Linked DNA regions of Homo sapiens: region 1 is linked to region 2. A link is a contact called in ENCODE Hi-C data. All regions are on one chromosome and are shown on one strand. The core of a region is the stretch at or near the end of the contact, and the rest is flanking DNA. Distances in the headings are between cores, read along the strand shown.

Region 1 (4,134 bases), core at 1,482-3,981, 530 kb after region 2:
GACTATCCAGGTGAGCCCAATCTAATCACACGAGCCTTTAAAGTGGGGATCCTTTCCCCGATGTGGGCACGGAGAGGTGTGAGCATGGAAGGGTCAGAGACAGACGAAGGGGCCACCAGCCCAGGGGCAGGAAGAAGCCGGGAAGCACAGGAGAACAGAATCTCCAGAAAGGAGAGCAGCGCCGCCACCTTCACGTTAGACCCAGGAGACCTGGGTCAGATGGCTAGCCACCAGGAGTGTAAGATGCTAAGTTTGCATTGTTTTAAGCCACTGTGTTTGTGATAAGTTGTTAGAGCAGCAGCAGAACTAATACAGCGTGTGCGTGTGTGTGTGTCTGCATACACATGTGTGTGCACTTGTATCCCTGCTATGCCAGAGTTCTTAAAGACAAGATGCATGCTCAAATCACCTTTGTATCCCTTATGGAACCCAGAAGGAACGTCACAGTGTGAACATATTAGTGTAATTCCACCCATATATTAGTAATTCTTAAATGACACAGAATGTACATTGACCGGGGCTGACATTCATTTCTAAGCCAAGAAAAATGGTAATGAGGTGCAAAGAGGAAACCTGTTGCCCTTGGGATTATCAAAATCTCTCACCTCAGAAGAGGCTTTCTGGGAGACGTCATGGCCCAAATCAGGCCACAAGGAACTGCGTCTCCGGCCTGTAATTATTTCCTTTGACAATGATGCGCTAGACTCATGCTGCTGCCAGTAGAACCCTAGAGCCACTGCACCTCCTTCCAGGGCCTCCACCTCCCACTGATCCGGCCCAGAGGCAGAGCAGCAGCTACAAGGGCCAAGTCACAGCATGGGGCATCAGAAGACCCCAGGCCGGGCCCTACCCTCTAGCCCCTCACCCCTCTCCTTGCTGAATGTGGAAGCCAGCTAAGTCCAGGCAGGTGGTTGGAGGGATAGAGAAGGCCCAGGGAGGTTCTGGGTGCCAGATGCAGGAGAGGAGACCAAAGGTGGGGAGAAGAGGGTGTTCCCAGGAAGGAGACGCCCTGCTGGGAAACCCTGACCCCAGCCAGTGGCCAGGATGCCAGCTCTCTGCTGAGCCTAACAAGCCTGGTCGCACATACAGCATCGAAGCCCCAGTCCCAACCAGCTGGGCCAGGTGTGTGATGACATCACGGCTCTAATGACCCCGCCAGGTGACCAAAATCAACCTCGGGTCTGGGATAAAGAGTCACTGACATGATAAATACTGAAAGCCAAGCCGATAAGATGAAATGGGTGGGTGGTTTCCCTTAAAGAGTTACTGAAGGGTTGTCCAAGCCTTTGACAACCTTCATCAGATGAACAATTATTGGTTGCATGGTTGGTGCGAGCCAGGTGTGGATGCAAAGGTAAGCAACACGTTCCCTATCTAGGAGGAGGCAGAATAATTAAGATTTCTTGGGAATAAAATCTGACCCAGCTCCTAGCACCTGCTCAACAATCTTAGCTCTTTTATTTACATTTATTCAGTCTCAGATTTGCTCCCCGCTTCCTGTCCCCATCCCTCAGCTTTTTCTTTTAGAGCAAGCATCTAGTCCTTCTCTTGATACCAATGCAAATAGCCGAGACCCTTCCATTCATGTAAGACCCCATCTTCTTCCACTGCTAAAGAACTCTTGACTTAGTACAACATAAAAGACTTAAATTGTTTTCGGTTTATCTACATGAAGCCTGGCACTCTAAAATTTCCAAAGGATATGGAGTTGCTTTGTGACCTTTTGCAACTTCCTTTCTTTGCAAAACAAAAAAAGGTGTCCATCCTTCAAGCAGCCAGTTAGGTGGTTGATAAATATCCGAGTTCTAAGAAAGAGGATTACCAAGGGAAGAGATAACTTCTGCACCTCCTCACAAGAGTACAGTGTGCATGGGATCCTAATTTCTGAACCTGGGTCTTCCATTTCTAAGTCATTCTAATGGCAGATATTATGAAAATATTCTCACTCCCCCACATTGCTCAGAATCTTCTTGTCATCAGATAATGTCTCATAGAGGAAGGAGTCATTTTCTGGGAGCTCTAACCACAAAAAACATCTGGAGCCTTCTTAGAATCCAGGGTTAAAGGTCAGGGTGACTGGAACATTTGGGATGGTCACATCGTTCCTCTCCTAGCTTTACGTCAGGGAAACGTGGTACCACAGTGTGATTCGGTACCACAGTGTGATTCAGGGCTGCGTGTGACATCAACCTGCATGCTCTGGGGGCACGAGTGTGCCCTCATTAAAAACAAGCCCTCAAGAGATGAGAACCAATCTTTGGAGACACCAGCATTAAATGCCAGGAGCTTGGCCGTTGGCTGTAGGAATTTCCCAAACAGCAACATCTGTTACTAAGGAAACGACAATATCACTGCAATCCTCTAGCAGCTACTGTTTTACAGCACGGACCAGAGAGACAATAGTCTTGCACCTGCTCACTCACTCTGTCCTCCCAGCAGCCTTGCCAGGGATATGTGTATGACATCCTCAGCACACCCTCGGATGTGATATTGTGTGAATCAGCCCATTCCTCAGATGAGGAGACTGAGGCAGCTGGGAAGTGTACCCTGTTTGGGTCACATAGTGAGGGGCAGAGCTGTGACGACGAAGGTCTCCCACTCCAGCCCCCTCCGTAGAGCCCTGTCCACGGCATTCAGGCCAACTCTCACACCCGCTGAGTGGCTGTTTCTCAGAGTGTTTACATCGGTTTCCTCAGCTCTGCAGACCCGGCCTCCTCTACTTCCTCCCTTGCCTTTCTCTCTCCAGCACACGCTCACAAAGAGGAAAAAGGCCACCGCAGTAAGCCAAGCTGTCTGTCCAGCATGGACCATGGGCCGACACCACGCCAGGCCTCCTCTTGAACCTATTCCCTACAGAGGCCTTGCCAGCAGCCACAGAGCCTTGAGCAGGAAGCGGGCGGGGGGGGGGGGGAGGCGGGGGGCCCGGGGGGGCAGGGGGATTGGCAGGAGGGTGGGGGAGTGCCGAGGCTGGGCCATCACCCTGCCAGATGCTGGAAGGCACTTGCTTTTATGCTTTCAGAGGCAGGTCCCTGGAAGAAGGTCTCCCCAGCTGTATGCATTTCCTAGGGCTGCTATAAAAATGACCACAAACTAGGTGTTAATTCTTTTGTTCTTGAAACAACAGAAATTTATCCTTTCATAGTTCTGGAGGGCAGAAGTCTGGCAACAAGGCAGTGGCAGGGCCACGCTCCCCTGAAGGCTCAGGGAGGAACCTTCCCTGCCTGTCCCAGCCACCATCCTCGGCATTCTTTGGCCGTGGCTGCACCGCCCTCATCTCTGCCTCTAGCTTCACGCGGCCTTCTCCCTGTGTCTCTCTCCCCTTCCTAGAAGGAGAGCAGGCATTGGATTTGGGGCCACTCTAATTCACTATGACCTCATCTTGACTTAACATCTGCAAAGACCCTGCTTCTAAATAAAGCCACATTCTGAGGTTCTGGTTAGACATGAATTTGCGGGGGACATTACTCAATCCACTTAGCAATGTCGTGTACTCACCTCCTCTGCCAGGCCTCTCTGGCAAACAAGCAGGAGTCTACCTGTCACCTTCCAACTCAGGAAGGTGGGGCTTGGGTCCCAGCTTCCCGCTTCCTGCCCCCATCCCTCAGCTTTTTCTTTTAGTGCAAGCGTCTAGTCCTTCTGTTGATACCGACGCAAATAGCCAAGACCCTTCCATTCGTGTAAGACCCCATCTTCTTCCACCGCTAAAGAACTCTTGGCTTAGTAGAACATAAATGACTTAAATTGTTTTTGGTGTATTTACATGAGGCCCGGCACTCTAAAATTTCCAAAGGATATGGATTAGTGGATGGGATGGGGGGATGAAAGGACATCAAGTTTGACTCCATCCATACTTGGGGAACAACTGCAAAGTTTCCTGGGGGTCTATGTAGGCTGGAAAAGACATGGTCCCAAAGTTACACAGCCTTCATTTCTCAGAGATTCAGTCTTGCACAGAATGTCAGGCAACCAGTTTTCCAACTTCAGGTTTCTAAGTCGATTTCTTCTCAAGTTCTATGCATCTGTCTATTGGAAAGTCCTGCAGCTGGGGTCGGACGTCCCGGCTGAGCTTCAGGACTTTATCACATTGGGTGAGCCCATGGGTCCTCAGTCAGAGATTCCACGGTAACATATAGA
Region 2 (3,876 bases), core at 423-2,922:
CTGGCAATCAGAGGGAGAGGGAGGGGCACCTTCAAACTGTGGTCCAGATCTACACAATCAGGAAAGGCTGTTCACCTAAAATTCAACCTTCTGTTGAGAAGAGCAACACTTACGGAGCTCATCAAAGAACGACAAACCACTGGAACAGTTCTTGAGACCAAAGTCTCATTCACTCTGGGACATATCCAGTTACATAAATCATTTATGTTTTATCCCGTCTCTACTTTCCCAAGAAACCCTGCCACACATTCATAGTGAATATCAAACCTAATTAAAGATCCTAAGCAGCTGAGAAAATTACTCAATGACCAAACTATAATTAGTCTTCTACAAGGGAGAAAATGTATTCAAATCATTGCTTAATTTTGTTTCATTTCCTCTTACCTGCACTTGACCATTAAGATCAAAAGTCTGAGAATTTGTGGCCAAAAAAAATGAACATGAGTCAAAGTCACATCTATTTGTTAATAATGGAAAGTAATTCCTTTTCTAATTACACGTGAAAATACTAGTATCCAACAAACCTATTTGTGGAAAATACGGTTTAGATTGGGAAGGTTAATTACTTTCAGGTTTTTCAATGTCCAAAACACACCTCAGAACTAACAGGCTCAGACAAGATCTTTATGAGATCACTGGATCCTCCCTCCAAAAGCTTCCCCCTCCCCTGTTGATCTCTATTCCATATGCTGCTTCATTTGATCGTATAGCGTGTATGATGAGCCTGAATGCGGGCATTTGTTGATTTGAGTATTACCTGAAACAAAAGATACACCAGAATGTAAAACCCAGGAGGGCAGAGACTGTTTTCCCAGAACCTAGAACAACTCCTGGCACATACCAGATGTAAAATCATTGTAGAAAGAAAGAAAGAAAGAATGAAAGAAAGGAAGGAAGGAAGGAAGGCATGAAACGGTGCACTATTATTGTATGCCACCTTAAGTCACTCATAGAAAATACTGCATGCCAGCACTCTATGCAATGGGTGTTACACTAGCCATTATGTAAAGTCAATGACGGGATTATACGCTGGGCACTTTATAATTTAATAAACACCCTTCAATTACCGTCTCATTTGCTCCTCCATGCCACTCCACATAGTATACGGGACATATTTTAGGATCACCAGTTTAGAGATAAAGACAGAGGTTGTGTCCCCAAAGTTTGCTTGCGAGTGTGGTATTTGTAACTTCTAAAACTCTAACTCTCCCCTGAAAACACGTCCTAAGAGTGGTGAGGCTCCCACGTGAGGTGGCAATATTGGTTACCCCCGCTGAGCTCATCACATTGCGCAGGCCTCCACAGGGCAGCTACACTCTACGATAAGGAACATGAAGCCCTGAGAGTCAGGAGGGAGAAAAAAGAAAATGAACGTTTGGAAAAGGGCATTCCCAAATCACAGGAGAAGGGGAAGAAACGTGTCTCAGCTACTAAGTTTCTCTTTTCCATGACGCTCAAAGCAGAAAATGGCTGCACGTGGGCAATTCGTGCGCTTGGAGCTCAGACCTGCAGTCTTGTCGTTTGTCTGCCCTGTCTTGGTGCATGCTGGGCCTGACTTTTTTATTTTTCCATTTCAAGGAGCCCCAGCAGGGCCTGGAGGAAATGAGTTTTGCAGCCCATCTCGGCCCTTGAGCTTGGCTCCTCGGCTGACCTCGGCTCCCCGCCTGCAGACCCGGCATGAGGCAGGCAGCAGGCACTGCGGGGCAGAACTTCCGGGACCTGCAAGACCAGTCCGCTGCCTTCTGAGACGTAGTTCTGAGGTGTAGCAAGTTTTCATTTTCACAGCATAAAACCGTCTACAAATACATACTTCAAAATGAAATGGAGGATGCGCTCAAAAAAAAAAAAAAAAAAAAGGCTTAGAGACACGTCAAAAGGGCACAGGAGCTCAGCCAGGTCAAATAAATTCCCAAATTTGACTCACATCACTTCAGCCTCATCTGGATATTACCCACACTCTGCCTAGGCAGGCGAAGCTTCCGTGGGATCCTCTGTCTTTAGTGAATTCTTTCCTTTATCTTGTCCAGCTTTTCATTGCTCTTTCAGAAACTGAGCCCATGGTTTTAAATCTTAATATGACCTTGCATTCAATTATATATATACATATATATATATATACAAAGCTGTTTTTTAAAGACAATTTTAAATAAGAAAAAAATAATTATTTTAGATACCAGAGAGTGGTGAAATAATAATGATTCAAACTTAATCCTCACTTCACGTAGGGGAAATTGACTCAAATCTGGGAGCATCAAAAATTAAGATGCATTTACAAATCCTAGGAGAAGATATCCTTTGTAATCTCAGAGAAAATAATTGAGAGAGGGAAAATTTTTTTTGAAAGACGTGGTTTGGACATATTACTATTTTGTGAAATGAAGTTAAATGTATGGTACAGATATTAAAGTTCACTTAAGTTTTATCTATATAAAGTGTGTGATTTTGGATCTAAACAGGCATAAATATATATATGTGTGTGTGTGTGTATGTGTACATGTTTGCGTACGTATGCATGTGTATGTGTACATGTTTGCGTATGTATGCATGTGTATGTGTGAGCGTATGTGTGTGTAAGTGTTGTATATGTGTGTATGTGTGTGTATATGTATGTGTGTATATAATAGGAAGTAAGTTGGAAAACATGAGCCAACTGACTTTTTTTTCCTTAGACAGCTAAAGAAGAGTGGTTAGAAGTTTACTCACAAGTAAATCTTTTAAGGAGCGTTTACTTCCCAGAAACAGCAATGAGATCTTGGAGGGGCAATTCTTGTCAACTGTGCATCATCAATGGAGTTTAACTGTGAGAGGTAAAACCCATTGTTGGTCCCGACTCCACCAACCCAAATGGTCATATCTGAGGACTTCCTGTGGTTCTCCCGCCCCCACCCTCTCCACGGCATTTACTGCTCCTGTATACCCTGGACTTCTCGACAGGAAATGGCAAATTCCTCAGTAGGAAAGCCAAGAAGTGGGAGGTCACATGGAGACTGGAAGTTCATTGCGTGCAGCCCCTCCAGGTGACAGGCGACACCGCCTCTGCATGTTGAGTGCCTTTGTGACACATGATCTCCTTGTCTCATGACCACAGGCAGCAGGGTCCTGATGAGTGCCCTGGAGAGAACTGTCCTCCCACCCCTGGGTGACACAGAGTCTCAGAAGCCAGCAGAGGTGCTGCACCAAAGGCTCAGACTTTCACCCTGCCTCTCTTCTCCTCAACTCTTTGCCCTAAAAAACATGTGCTTTGAGGGTGTGTTGAAAATCTCACTAAGTCAAATGATGCCTGTGGGGCAGAAATAACCCTTGCTCTGAAAGGGTCACCAAAAAGTCATGAGACTCCTACCTGTATGGAAGGTGGTGACTATATAGCCCTTGTATAAACAAACAAATACGGTGAAAGACTTGGCTCCATTTTTTTTTTTTTGTCTGTTCGTTATTTTTTGGAGAAAACGTTGTGATAAGAAGCCTTTAGCCTACAAAAATGTCTCTAGATTAATGATAATTTATCTCACTTTTCTCAGTGAAACAGATGAATCAAAGAAAGTGAAGCATCGTAGACAATATAGGACCTTCCTGATAACATCTAACATTTAATAACGTGATCACAGCGTGGCGGCTCTAAAAGACATGCACATGTGAATTAATGCATCTAACCTGCACACTAGCTACCATTATGCCCATTTTAAAGATGAGGAAAACTGAGACTCCAAAAATTAAATAAGTTGCCTAGAGCATCTTGCCAGTTAATGCACCAGAATTCTAAGCCAGCTGCCTGGTTCCAAAGCGCATGCCCATAAACGCGGAACATAATGCACCAAATGGCCTAGAACTGAAACGACTGCAAAAATAAGTCAACATATGAGAAACTAGAGAATATAT

What was found. A loop is a pair of places that touch in the nucleus more often than their neighbours do. Pooled maps may share reads with other maps.
Region 1: a loop to region 2 is called in a map of CD14-positive monocyte, with 2.3 times the contacts of the local background. The contact joins two enhancer-like sites. A Hi-C loop is called at or near these places in 1 of 168 maps with a recorded cell type or tissue (CD14-positive monocyte) and 1 of 50 pooled maps.

Annotation. Positions count from the first base shown.
Region 1 is chr21:39,002,165-39,006,298 of GRCh38, forward strand. It overlaps LINC02940 (long intergenic non-protein coding RNA 2940), which reads right to left. Exons shown (of 7, transcript XR_007067867.1): 3 at 3,496-4,134. Among named protein-coding and RNA genes, the nearest start is that of LINC02940, 15 kb to the right of the region's middle. Within about 2 kb of position 2,732, at least 26 of the 41 ENCODE cell types and tissues checked have a DNase peak (open chromatin) inside an H3K27ac peak, as active enhancers do; they include CD14-positive monocyte, where a contact is called at or near this core.
Region 2 is chr21:38,471,324-38,475,199 of GRCh38, forward strand. All of the region lies in intron 1 of ERG (ETS transcription factor ERG), which reads right to left. Among named protein-coding and RNA genes, the nearest start is that of ERG, 25 kb to the right of the region's middle. Within about 2 kb of position 1,673, at least 3 of the 41 ENCODE cell types and tissues checked have a DNase peak (open chromatin) inside an H3K27ac peak, as active enhancers do; they include CD14-positive monocyte, where a contact is called at or near this core.